Regions from separate parts of the Homo sapiens genome. Here region 2 is linked to region 1. Evidence: chromatin loops called from intact Hi-C (ENCODE). Cell type or tissue: endothelial cell of umbilical vein. All regions are shown on one strand. Links, peaks and the distances in the headings refer to the core of each region. The heading gives the core; the rest is flanking DNA.

The links. Hi-C counts contacts between places; a loop is a spot of excess contacts. Peaks named below come from ENCODE experiments on the same cell type or tissue, not always from the same donor. Only the 100,000 strongest peaks of a DNase experiment are listed, where the experiment ranks them.
Region 2: a loop joins it to region 1, with 14 times the contacts of the local background. A loop is called at or near these places in 2 of 110 quality-filtered maps.

Annotation. Positions count from the first base shown.
Region 1 is chr9:134,440,293-134,445,652 of GRCh38, reverse strand. RXRA (retinoid X receptor alpha) reads right to left here. Exons shown (of 10, transcript NM_002957.6): 10 at 5,068-5,360. LOC105376311 (a long non-coding RNA gene) reads right to left here and starts at 450. Exons shown (of 5, transcript XR_007061841.1): 1 at 94-450. RefSeq lists an enhancer at 1,737-2,315. In endothelial cell of umbilical vein, for the core only: a CTCF peak has its summit at 2,147 (motif pointing right); a DNase peak (open chromatin) is centred at 2,132; H3K27me3 peaks cover 440 bases.
Region 2 is chr9:134,229,304-134,234,663 of GRCh38, reverse strand. No RefSeq gene overlaps it. Among named protein-coding and RNA genes, the nearest start is that of LINC02247, 63 kb to the left of the region's middle. In endothelial cell of umbilical vein, for the core only: no CTCF peak of the experiment used is centred there; no DNase peak of the experiment used is centred there.

The sequences.
Region 1 (5,360 bases), core at 264-5,263:
TTTAGATGTACCGAACAGTTGCAAAGATACTACAGTTCCCATATGCCCCACGCCTAGCTCTGCTCACACTAACATCTCACGTTAGTCTAGCACCTTTGTTGCAATCATGAGCCAGCACTGATACACCTTTATCTATGTCGCAACAGGACATTCAGTCATCGTGTCTCCTGAGGCTCCTTTTGGCTGTCACAGTTTCTCAGACTTTCCTTGTCTTTGATGACCTTGACTGTCCTAAGGGCTGATCAGGTGCTGTTTCAGTCCGTTCTCACTCCGCTACAAAGAACAGTCTGAGACTGGGTAATTTATAAAGAAAAGAGGTTTAACTGGCTCACGGTTCTGCAGGCTGTCCAGGAGGCATGGCTGGGGAGGCCTCAGGAAACTTAGAATCGTGGTGGAAGACGAATGGAAAGCAGGCACGTCCTACATGGCAGCAGGAGAGAGAGAGAGAGTGAACAGCCAGATCTCGTGAGAACTCACTCACTATTACGAGAACAGCAAGGGGCAAGTCACTCCCATGATCCAGTCCCCTCCCATCAGGCCCCTCCTCCAACATGGAAGATCATAATTCAACATGAGTTTTGGGTGGGGACACAGAGCCAAACCCTGGCCCCTCCCAAATCTCATGTCCTTCTCACATTTTTGTTTGTTTGTGGTTTTTGTTTTTGTTTTGTTTTGTTTTGTTTTTTGAGATGGAGTCTCACTCTGTCTCCCAGGCTAGAGTGCAGTGGCAAGATCTTGGCTCACTGCAACCTCTGCTTCCCAGGTTCAAGAGATTCTCGTGCCTCAGCCTCCTGAGTAGCTAGAATTACAGGCACCTGCCACCAGAGGGAAGGAGGGAGGAAGGAGGGAGGGAGGGGGAAGGAGAGAGAGGGGAGGGAAGGAGAAAAGAAGGAGGGAGGTAGGAAAGAAGGAAGGAGAAGGGGGAAGGAAGGAGGGAGGGGAAGGAGGGAGCAAGTAGGTAGGGAGGAGGGAAGGAAGGAGGTAGGGAGGAAAAGAAAGAGAAGAGGGAAGGAAGGAGGGAGGGGGAAGGAGGGAGGGGGAAAGGGCGGAGGGGGGAAGGAGGGAGGGGGAAAGGGTGGAGGGGGAAAGGAGGGAGGGAGGGGGATGGAAGGAGGGGGAAGGAGGGAGGGACGGGGGAAGGAGGGAAGGAGGGGGAAGGAAGGAGAGAGGAAGAGGGAAAGAGGGAGGCAGGGGAAGGAAGGAGGGGGGAAGGAAGGAGAAAGGAGGGAAGGAGGAGGGGAAGGAGGAGGGAGGGGGAAGGAAGGAGGGAGGGGGGAGAGGGAAGGAAGGAGGGAGGGGGAAAGCAGGAGGGAAGGGGAAGGAGGGAGGGAGGGGGGAAGGAGTGAGAAAGAAGGAAGACCACTGAGCCTCCTCTCTGTGCTTCCCAAATGCCCCCACTGACCCACACAGGGGTCTCTGCCCTGCCCTTGGACCTCAAAGGCTCCGTTGCTCACCTTGGAGGGCACCATGGTACCTGACCTTCCCCATCCCCCATAATGGGCAAAAGCCATGATGCCACCTCCTGGATCCCAGGCCCTGGAACCTGGGCCTACAGTCCTGTGCTTGTCCAGAGGTGGACCCCGGGTCAAATCTCCAAGGATTCCTGCTCACCACCCTTTGCTCAGGGAGCAAAGTCGGCCTGGCCTCCTCCACCCATGCCCTGCATTAGAGCCTCTTCACACCAAAAGAAAGGAGGAAGTGGCTGCTTCCTCCTAAAGCATTTTCTGGGTGACCAAGGCCCTGGTCACAACAGCCCTGGAAAGTGGGGAGTTTGTCCTCACTTTGGAGGTGGGGAGATGGGGAAACTGAGGCTCAGAGAGGGCAGGACCCGCCCCCCTCCCTCCTTGGCGCTCTGTCCTCACCTTCCCTGACCCTGCTCCTGCTGCAGGCCAAGCCCACCTGGCACCCAGTAGGGCTGTGTGCCCAGCTTCCCGAACAGCTGACTGCTGAGGCATCTTGGTGAAACTGGGATGAAGCCGGCTCCTGACTGGACCGCTTGCTGCAGTGAGCAGGGGTATGGCTGGGTGGCGGAGCGCCCAGGTGATTCTGACTCACAGTAATCAACCCCACTGCCGGAAGCCACTGTGGCACCCACAGGCCTGGAGGAGCAAGAAGGGACTGGAGGACCCGCGCTGTCCCAGCGTCGCCAGCAGGGGGCAGGGCTGCTTCACGCCGCAGCAGGCGCCGGGGCATCTGTCCTTGGGGACACTCGGGTTCCTAATCAGCTCCATAACCGAGGTGGTGGGATGGGACCTGGTCCTGCCTTGGCCTCCCTTTGGGCAAACTCCTTCCTCGCAGGGCCTCTGCGAAGTGTGGGGACACAGCTCTGCAGGGGCTGCGGGCTCCCTCCGGGCATCTTTACAGAGGGGGCTCGCTGCAGAAAGGCAGGTAGAAAATGCCAGACTCAATGGCCTGCCCGCCCCGATGCTGTCTGAGTCCCTGCCAGGGGGCGGCTGTGCCCATCTGAGAATCCAGGGGACTGGGCTGAAGGCTCTATGTGGCCCTTCCCGATGTCTCCACGCCCCAGCCCCTTCCTCCTGAGGCCCCTGAGACTTCCCTGGCCTCCTCTGGTCACCCAGGTGCAGCTGTCCTTGGGCACAGCGATGACCCCTCCTCCGCCCTGAGTGTGCACTGCCTGCACAAAGTGCAGGGGCTGCCCCGTTCTCTCAGGATGTGCTCTCAGGATGCGCCCCATTCCCCACGTGCGCCCTTCCTCCCATCATGCTGTCTGCTGGCTGATGGCAGGGACGGAAGCACAGGGAGCTCAGCGGTGCCCATCCAGGAGCCATGTGTCCCTGCCCCCACCGCAGGTGCCTGAGCCCCTGCCCCCTCCCTTGCCTCTCAGTTCACAAACCTCCAGCCCACACTGGCTTGCTGTCGTTGCCTGAGAGTGACGGTGAAGAACTTATCAAGCCCAGCATCTCTGGTCCAGAGGGACTGCCCTGGGCAGGAGTCACCGTGGCAACCAAATGCCGAAGGGAGGCCCAAAGCTGGGTTGTCCTGCGATGCCGCGCCAGCCAGCAGCCTGGAGTTTCTGCCTGGCTGGTGGGAGCACGGGGTGGTGTTCGTGTCCCTGGAGGGGCACCAAACTCCCCCCACGCTCACCCCAGGAAGTCCCATAGTAACACCCTGCCCCATTATTAAAACAAGCACCAAGGCCCTGGGAACTTACGGGAAGCTTCCCCTTCCTGGGCTTCTCCCAGAGCCCCGAGGGGTCCGTGTCCTGCAACCACAGACCTCAGCTTTCCCCTTTTGTCCCTGCGCTCTGGCCTGAGAACTCCGAGGGCTCACTCTCACCCCAAGGACGGGTGTCCGTGGAGGCTGTGCCCAGAGTCCAGGGGGCCACCAGGGCACAGAGCCAGCTTCCAACCGCTGGTGTCTCACACAGCAGCACTCAGCCATGTGCGCAGATGTGCAGCAGGATGGGAGGCCTCTCAGCAGGGAGGCCACATCCCAGCTCCCGAAGCCCCAGGGCCGACCCCTTTTCCAGACCACGGAAGGGGCCCACGTGCTTCATGTGTGCAAGATTATATGCAGAGAACATGGGTGGGCCAGACTCAGCAAGCCAGGTCGGCAGAGGGCTGTGCCGACACAGAGGAAGCGGGTGGCCACTTCAAGGACTCCGCCCTCCCTCGGGGTCCATTCACACTTGGACCCCTCTGGAGAAGCCCAGGTTGGTCTCAGTGGGCAGAGCCGAGGCCCTGGCAGGGGAGGGTGTGAAGCCCAGGGAGGATCCTTTGGATGTGCAGCTGGGACCCAGGGGGGCTCCTAAGATGGCAAAGTGAGTCGAGACTCCTGTGGCACCCACCATTCAGCCATGGTTGGGGGCCCAGGGAGTGGCCCAGAGTTTCAGAGCACAGCCGCACAGCCGCCGTTCCCAGGAAGAGGGAGAATGTTGGTGTGGGGTCCTGACTCCACCAAGGGAGGCTGGCTCAGCCCCGCACCCAAGACCCCCACTGTTCTGTCGATCCTTCCAGGGCTGAGTGCAAGTGTGTATGTTCATGAGTGTGTGTGTGCACGGGAGCATGTATGGGTGTGTGTGCATGGGAGTGTGTATGGGTGTGTGTGCATGGGAATATGGATGTATGTGCATATGAAAGCGTGTATGGGTGTGTGCACGGGAGCGTGTATGGGTGTGTGCAACTGAGCCTGTATGGGTGTGTGTGCATGGGAGCATGCATGGGTGTGTGCAAGGGCAGCGATGGGTGTGTGCACGGGAGCAGTTCTGCATGGGTGTGCATGCCAAAGCATCTGTGTGAGCACGTGGTGTGTGCATGCGTATGAATGGGTGCGAGGGTCCATGTGAGCGTGTCCGTGCCCGTGTTTGAGTATGCACGTGTGTGAATGTGTGTGTGCTCATGAGGGGAGTGCCATCAGGAAGTCCCTGCCTTTCAGGTGGCAGGCCGTTCCATTTTAAGTCTCACCCGGGAGCCACCCTAGCTCTGGGCACAGGCCACACTGTCCTCTGCCCACCACCACAGGGCAGGACCTGGACCTTCAGAGCCCCACTCCCCATCTTCAGTGTGTCTGGTGCCTCTCGGGGAGGGTGCCTGGCTGGACACAGGTGCATGAGAGGGCTCCGGGCACGAAGACCAAACCAGGCCGGGAGCAGCCCAGCCCCAGACAGCATGGAGACAGAGGGCGTTTATCACAGGAGACAATGCAGATGGGGCATCATTAACTTGTTGTTATTGGGGCAGCTGGGTGACATCGTGTGTTCCTTGGCCCTCTGGGTGCACCTCCTGCCCATCTGGGCCAGCGTGGCTGCAGAGGCGTGGATGCTTAGGCAGCCTGGGGAGGGACAGGTGGGAACACTCGTGCTCCGCAGGCGCCCACAGGCCCAGTGCCCACGGCTGCTGAGAGGTGCCCTCACGGAGGCCCCAGCCCCCTGCCCCTTGGAGGAGCAGCAGAGCCCAGTGGACAGGGAGAGAACTCTCAAGAGTATGGCCCACAGAGGATGCCAGCCTCGCCGCACAGGACCGGCAGGTAGGGTGGACAGGAGGGTGGGCTGGTGGGGGCTGATCGCGGGCCCTCCCGCTCCAAACAAAAAAGTCCCCACACGGAACAAACGAACTGAATGGCGATGTATTTTAAACGCTCATATTTTGTTTCTCCTCTCACACTTCTCCCTTTGCGTGTTCCTTTTCCACAATTCTAATGCTACTGTCCATCAAACCCTGGCACCTGAGGCCACGATGTTTCAGAGACAATCGTACGGAGAAGCCACTTCACAGTCAGTCACAGGAAGGCCAGAGCCGGCAACAGGACACAACAGAGCAAGGCTTTAAAAATTACTCGAAAGGGAAGAAAACCCTTGAAAGCCTCAGGCCCACCCTCCTGCCCCGAGGGAAGACACCCCC
Region 2 (5,360 bases), core at 203-5,202, 210 kb after region 1:
GCAGGAGGAGAGGAAGCCGGAGGCGAGAGGGTGCCAGGAGTTGACCTGTCATCCAAGGAGAGCCGAGGAGGACAGGGAGGTGACTCCAGGCCTAAGGAAGAGTCGATGCTTCCTCCTAATGCATCCTCCACAGCTGGGCCAGAGGGGATGGAGCAAGCCCCTCTCCAGTAGCCTGCAGCAGCCCGGGCTCTGGAAGCGCGCCCACTCCACTCCTTGAGAAGTGTGTGGCGGAGGTGAGGGCTCCTGCTTTTCTGATTTGCTCCAGGCCCCAAAGGAATCTATGAGCTTGCTCCGGACCTCAGCATCCCAGCCAGGGCCACCTGCCAGCGTCTGACAGTCACCTGCAAGCCACTGGGCAGACCTCCGTTCCGTTTCCAGCGGGGAAGCCCAGGCGCGGGGCCAGTCACCTGTCCAGGCCTGCACAGGCACTGACTCAAAGCTATGGGCTCAGCCGTGTTGAGCTCTGCTGCATCCCATGGCCACCCGCCCCTGGAGGCTGCAGCCCAGGGAAAGGGGACCCCGGCCTGTGCGCACCACCGAGGGCTCCGTTCCCAACAGGCTGTGCTGATGTTGTGCCTTTGGCCCCCTGCAGGTGTTCTGCCTGAAGCATCCACCCTGAGGTCCACACAGTTGGGCTCTGGAGGAGGGCAGGGCAGCCCCTGCTCTCAGGACAGGTGGGGAGCCCGGCCACACTCTCCAGGAGGAGGCAGGAGGGCTGAGGCCTGTGTGTTGGCGGCTGGTTGTGAATGGACAGGGAAGACCCAATTCCTGGGCACAGTGGAGGTCCCAGAGGCCTTACAGGGCCACAGGTCAGGCCAGCCTGGCTGCAGCTGGGGAGCTGGAAGCTTGGCCCAGCCCAGACCCTGGCTCATATCTGAGGGCAGAGAGAGGGACTTGGGGTGTTCTGGAGCCACCCTCACCTGCTTGGGTCACAGCCGCCGCACCTTGCCCACAGGGACTTTCTAGAAGAGAAAACGCACAGGAGGTAGCGAGAGGAAAGGCTCCTGACGGGTGGCGGCAGGCGGGAGAAATGGGATCTTTCAAAACCATTAAGGCTGGAAGTGCCAGGAGAAAGGGAGGAATCACACAGCTCTGCCTCAGAGGAGGGTCTGGAGGCCCTAGAGACACAGCGATCCCATCCTGCTGAGGAATGGGCTGCACCGGAGTGGGGGCCGCAGAGGTGGGTGGAGAGCCAGGGCAGCTGCCAGGGTGGGCTTCTGGTGGCACCCTGTGGGGGTGAGGACGGCGGGCCTGGGGCCCTCCCCGCTTCCAGGAACCGGTTCTCTGCCCATTCTGGTGTCTGGGCCCTGTGTCTCCCAGTGTCACAGCCTGGGCTGAAGGAGGTTAACAAGATGCTGACACCTGGGCCGGTTACTTTCTACTTAAGCAACTCTGGAACAGCGAAGTCTGCCTTCAGCCCGAGGCGGAGTGCCAGGATGTGAGAGGCGGCCGTGGCCGTGGGCAGGGGCAGGAAGCCACGAGACCAGGCAGTGCCCTGTTTCCCGGGCACAAACTGGCAGGGAGCAGGGCCAGAGTCGGCATGGGTTGCCCTTCCTATTTCACAGTGTGGGTCAGGGGTGAGAGACTCAGGAGCCCAGAAGGGGCGGAACCCACCCAAGTCCTCACGGTGGTCAGGTGGCCAGGCAGGGCCCGAAGCTAGTCTGCCAACTGCCTTCCCAGCTCTCATCTCATAGAGAGGTCCAGGGGTCCTTGAGTAGCCCCTGGGGGGCCAGAGCACAGTGACCACTGTGAATCCGCTCACACATGCAGGGGCTCACCACACCCAGGCTCTGTGGCTTCAGGGACCCTCAACCCCGCAGAGCCTCCTCCCCTGCCGATGGCAAATCCTCACAGCTTGAACCCTCAAGCGAGGGCAGCCCCACTCACAACTGCTCTAGGAGCAAGAGCCCCAGGAGGAATCTGGTCTGCGTCTGCCTCGTACTACGTGCTCCTCCAGGCCCGGAGTTAAGGATCCTCTGACAAATAATGTCATAAAAGACCTCTCATGAACAGAGAGAGCCCCTCTCCAGTCACATTTCCCTTTTTGCCCTGGCTGCCAGGAAGCTCAACATTGCACTCAAGTCCAACCACATGGTCACGGCTGCTTGTTTCCTCACCTAATCCTGCCCTCTGGGGTTGGCTCTACTTTTCCATCTCCTACGTGTCTTCCTGGGATATGTGTGTTTCCCTGAAAAACCTCCTCAGACTTTGGAGGACCATGGTGAATTCAATATTCATTTCCTTAATATCAACTGCGGTGGAGCTGCATCCACAAAGCTAGTGTCCAAATGGGCCATGAGCTCAGGAGGCAGCAGGGCCCGGGGGAGCAGGAGGGGGTGAAGGGAAAGGTCTGGGGCTCTCGATGGCGTTGCTGGTGAGCAGCACTGGGGGTCAAGACAGGCCATTGTCAAGGCTGGAAACTGGAGGGGGGTGGGGGATCGCTGGGCAGGGGAAGGGGCTCCAGGATGATGCCATGTGAGACAGCCAAGACAAAGGTCGCTTCTCCAAATTTCCAACAAATTACCAACAGCCCCAGGGGAGGGCAGGAGGGGAACTGGGTCTCAGGCAGGCAGCCCCTCCCCACCCAGCAGCTCTGCCTTCCCGGGGAAGCCGGAACCCCCAGCACGCAGGGTCAGGCAGCCAGGCCCAGCCCCTTGAGATGTTCCCTCCACCACCTCCACTGAGGCCCTGCTGCAGGACAGAACTTGTGCTGGCCCTGGGGACAGGGGGGTCAGCTGGCCCTTGCCAAAGCGGAGGTCACCTGGGGAGCAGCCGGGGTTTGCCTCATGAGCCCCGTGTGCAGGGGCCTGTCCCGCAGCCCAGGCCTTCAGCAGATGGGAACAGTAAAGAAGTCCCCACTGCCCCCATAACCCTGGCCCTGCTTCAGGGAGCAGCCAAGCGGAGGGTACCCGGGCAGGGCAATCTTGCCAAATTGAGGTTACAAGGTAGTAACTCGAGGCTGTCCTCTCTGCAATCCCCTCAGCATTCTGCCAGGGTGAAAGGCAGCCTGTCCAGTCACCCCAGCGCTGGTTCCCAGCCTCCAACCCTTTAACGCTTCATTTCACCGGGAGCCCAGTGTCAGCGGCCGGCAGTCCCTGAGGGTGGCAAGAGACCGGCCTGTTGGCCTCTGTCCAAGCCCCCACTGCCCCCTCTGAGGTGAGCCCAGCTGGCCCTTTAAGAAGCTGGGGCCACTGCTGGCGCCGCTTGGAGATGGGCACGTTCCTGATCCTTCTGGAAGGAAGGCTAAGTTGGAGTGGAGACAAAATGTTCTTGCACAGCTCGGTAAACAAGCAGAAAGTGTTTTGAAAGCTTCTGCCGATGCAGAGCACTGTAAAATAAATGTGAGAGTTGCAAAAGGAGGCTCCCAGCTGCCAGGGTGGGGGGCGGCAACAGGGGGCACGCAGGCTGCCCACAGCCCCACCGGCATGTGTGCCCCATACCATGGCCTCCATGGGCAGATGTGGTGTCTGCGGGCGCACGTGTGTGCACGCTGTGGAAGGGCCCCAGGTCCGCCTGTGTCTGCAGGTTGTCTGCACAGACGCAGGGCTCCTGAGTGCGGATACAGCCCCTCCCTCCTCACCCTGAATCTTCCTGGAACCAGCCAGGAGGAAACCCTGATTAACGTCATTCTCAGCCGGGGCTGCCGAGCACCCCCAAGGATAGGAAGGAGCCGGGAGCCCAGCTCTGCAGAGAGCTACCAAAGGGTCAGTGGAGAATGGGACCCTCATCTACACAGCTGCACGGAGCCTGGCGAGCAGCACGCTTTGAGGGCAGAACCTCATCACGGGGCGGTCCTTAGCTCCTCTAGGACCACTCCACCCCGTAATGATGGTGCTGAGGGCACACGGAGCTCCCCTGGGGATCGGCCAGGCACTGGGGAGGTGTGGCCTCCATGCAGCACAGATGCCAAGGCCAGCCTTAGTGACAGGGACCAGTCCCGAGGCCAGATCAGCCCCGGCACCCTCTGTCGATCTGGCGAGTGGCTCTACCCTCCAAGGCCCAGTGTCGCCAGCTGTTGGGTGGCCTCCCCTCCCAGAGTCTGTGCCGCCAGGCAAGGTGCCTGGCACTGCCCGCATCTATGGCATCAGCAGGGGCATCAGGTTCACCCTGCCAACCTCCTCGAGTCCCCCTGGCCCTAAGCCCACCATCATTCACCCAGCAACACCCATGAGCCTCGGAGGCAGCACCCCGCGTGGAAATGGCCCTCGCCCAGGGACGGGCAGACCAGGACCTGCCTAGACACCTGGGAGGTGTCGAGCTGCGGGGAGAAACACACGCATGACCAGGGAGCCACAGCAGAACATTGGGCCCGACTCGGGGTGGGGAGGACAGGAAGGCTCCCCAGAGGGAGAAGCATGGCAGGAGGTAAAGTGAGAGGTGGAGTGGGGACTGGACCAACAAGAACTGGGACTGGAGCTGCACCAAGCACACAGTAGGTGCCCAGTTAATGCCTGGTGAGTGACCGAATGGACCCTATGAGGCAGGAGAAGACCGAACCCTAGAGAGAGGGTGTCCCTCCAAGGTGGCAGGTGGGAAGCTGCAGAGCAGGATGCCCCCATTTTTGCCTGTCCTGACCTAGGCCCTGCCCTGCCTTCGTGGTTGGGAAGAGGCGGATCTAGCTGGGAAGGGCAGAGCCCTGGCCCCCAACGGCCCGCCGCTCCCTACATGGGGTAGACGCCTCCCCACGTCTGAGCTTATAACCAGTAGCGGGCTCTGGCTTTGGGGCTGCCGCGAGCCAGAGGGCACTGGAACAGCCAACCCCAGGACCCCAGCCGAACCGTCGGGGGCAGCCCCTGGGGGCACAGGAGCATCCTCCCACCTGGCTGCAGCGGGACACGGCCCAGTCAGAGGCCCAGCTGGGAACTGGGTGTCGAGCCAGGGCCAGCCAGTGTTAGGATTGCCAGGCTGTCCACCCCTCTGGCTCCCAGCGACTGGCGGGGGACTCCACAGCCGGGCTGAGCTCTGGGCACCTGTGAGCCAAAACCGCTCAGAAACCACAAGGCCAATAAATCCACTTTCTAAAGTGGCCAGTGAGAGAGGGAGGCACTGCGGTTTGGGTTCTAGCAGCCCCAGCCCACTTAAAGCACCAAAAGGCCTGGGGTTGGGGGGTGTGCCCTGACCTGTCCCCAAGTCCTAAGCCTTGGGTGGACTGCGGGTGGTAGGAATGCAGTAAGGACCCTTTCATGTGTCCAGCGCTGTCCTGGCCCTCAGAGGCCTAACACCTGGGCACCTCTCTTCCCAAAAGGCAACGAGAGCCTTGTTCCAGCCGGTGGGGGGTGGGCTGAAGCCACGAGATGAGAAAGTGGCACAGCCATGCCAACCAGACAGCAGTAGGACCCAACCCCTGGCCCACACCATCT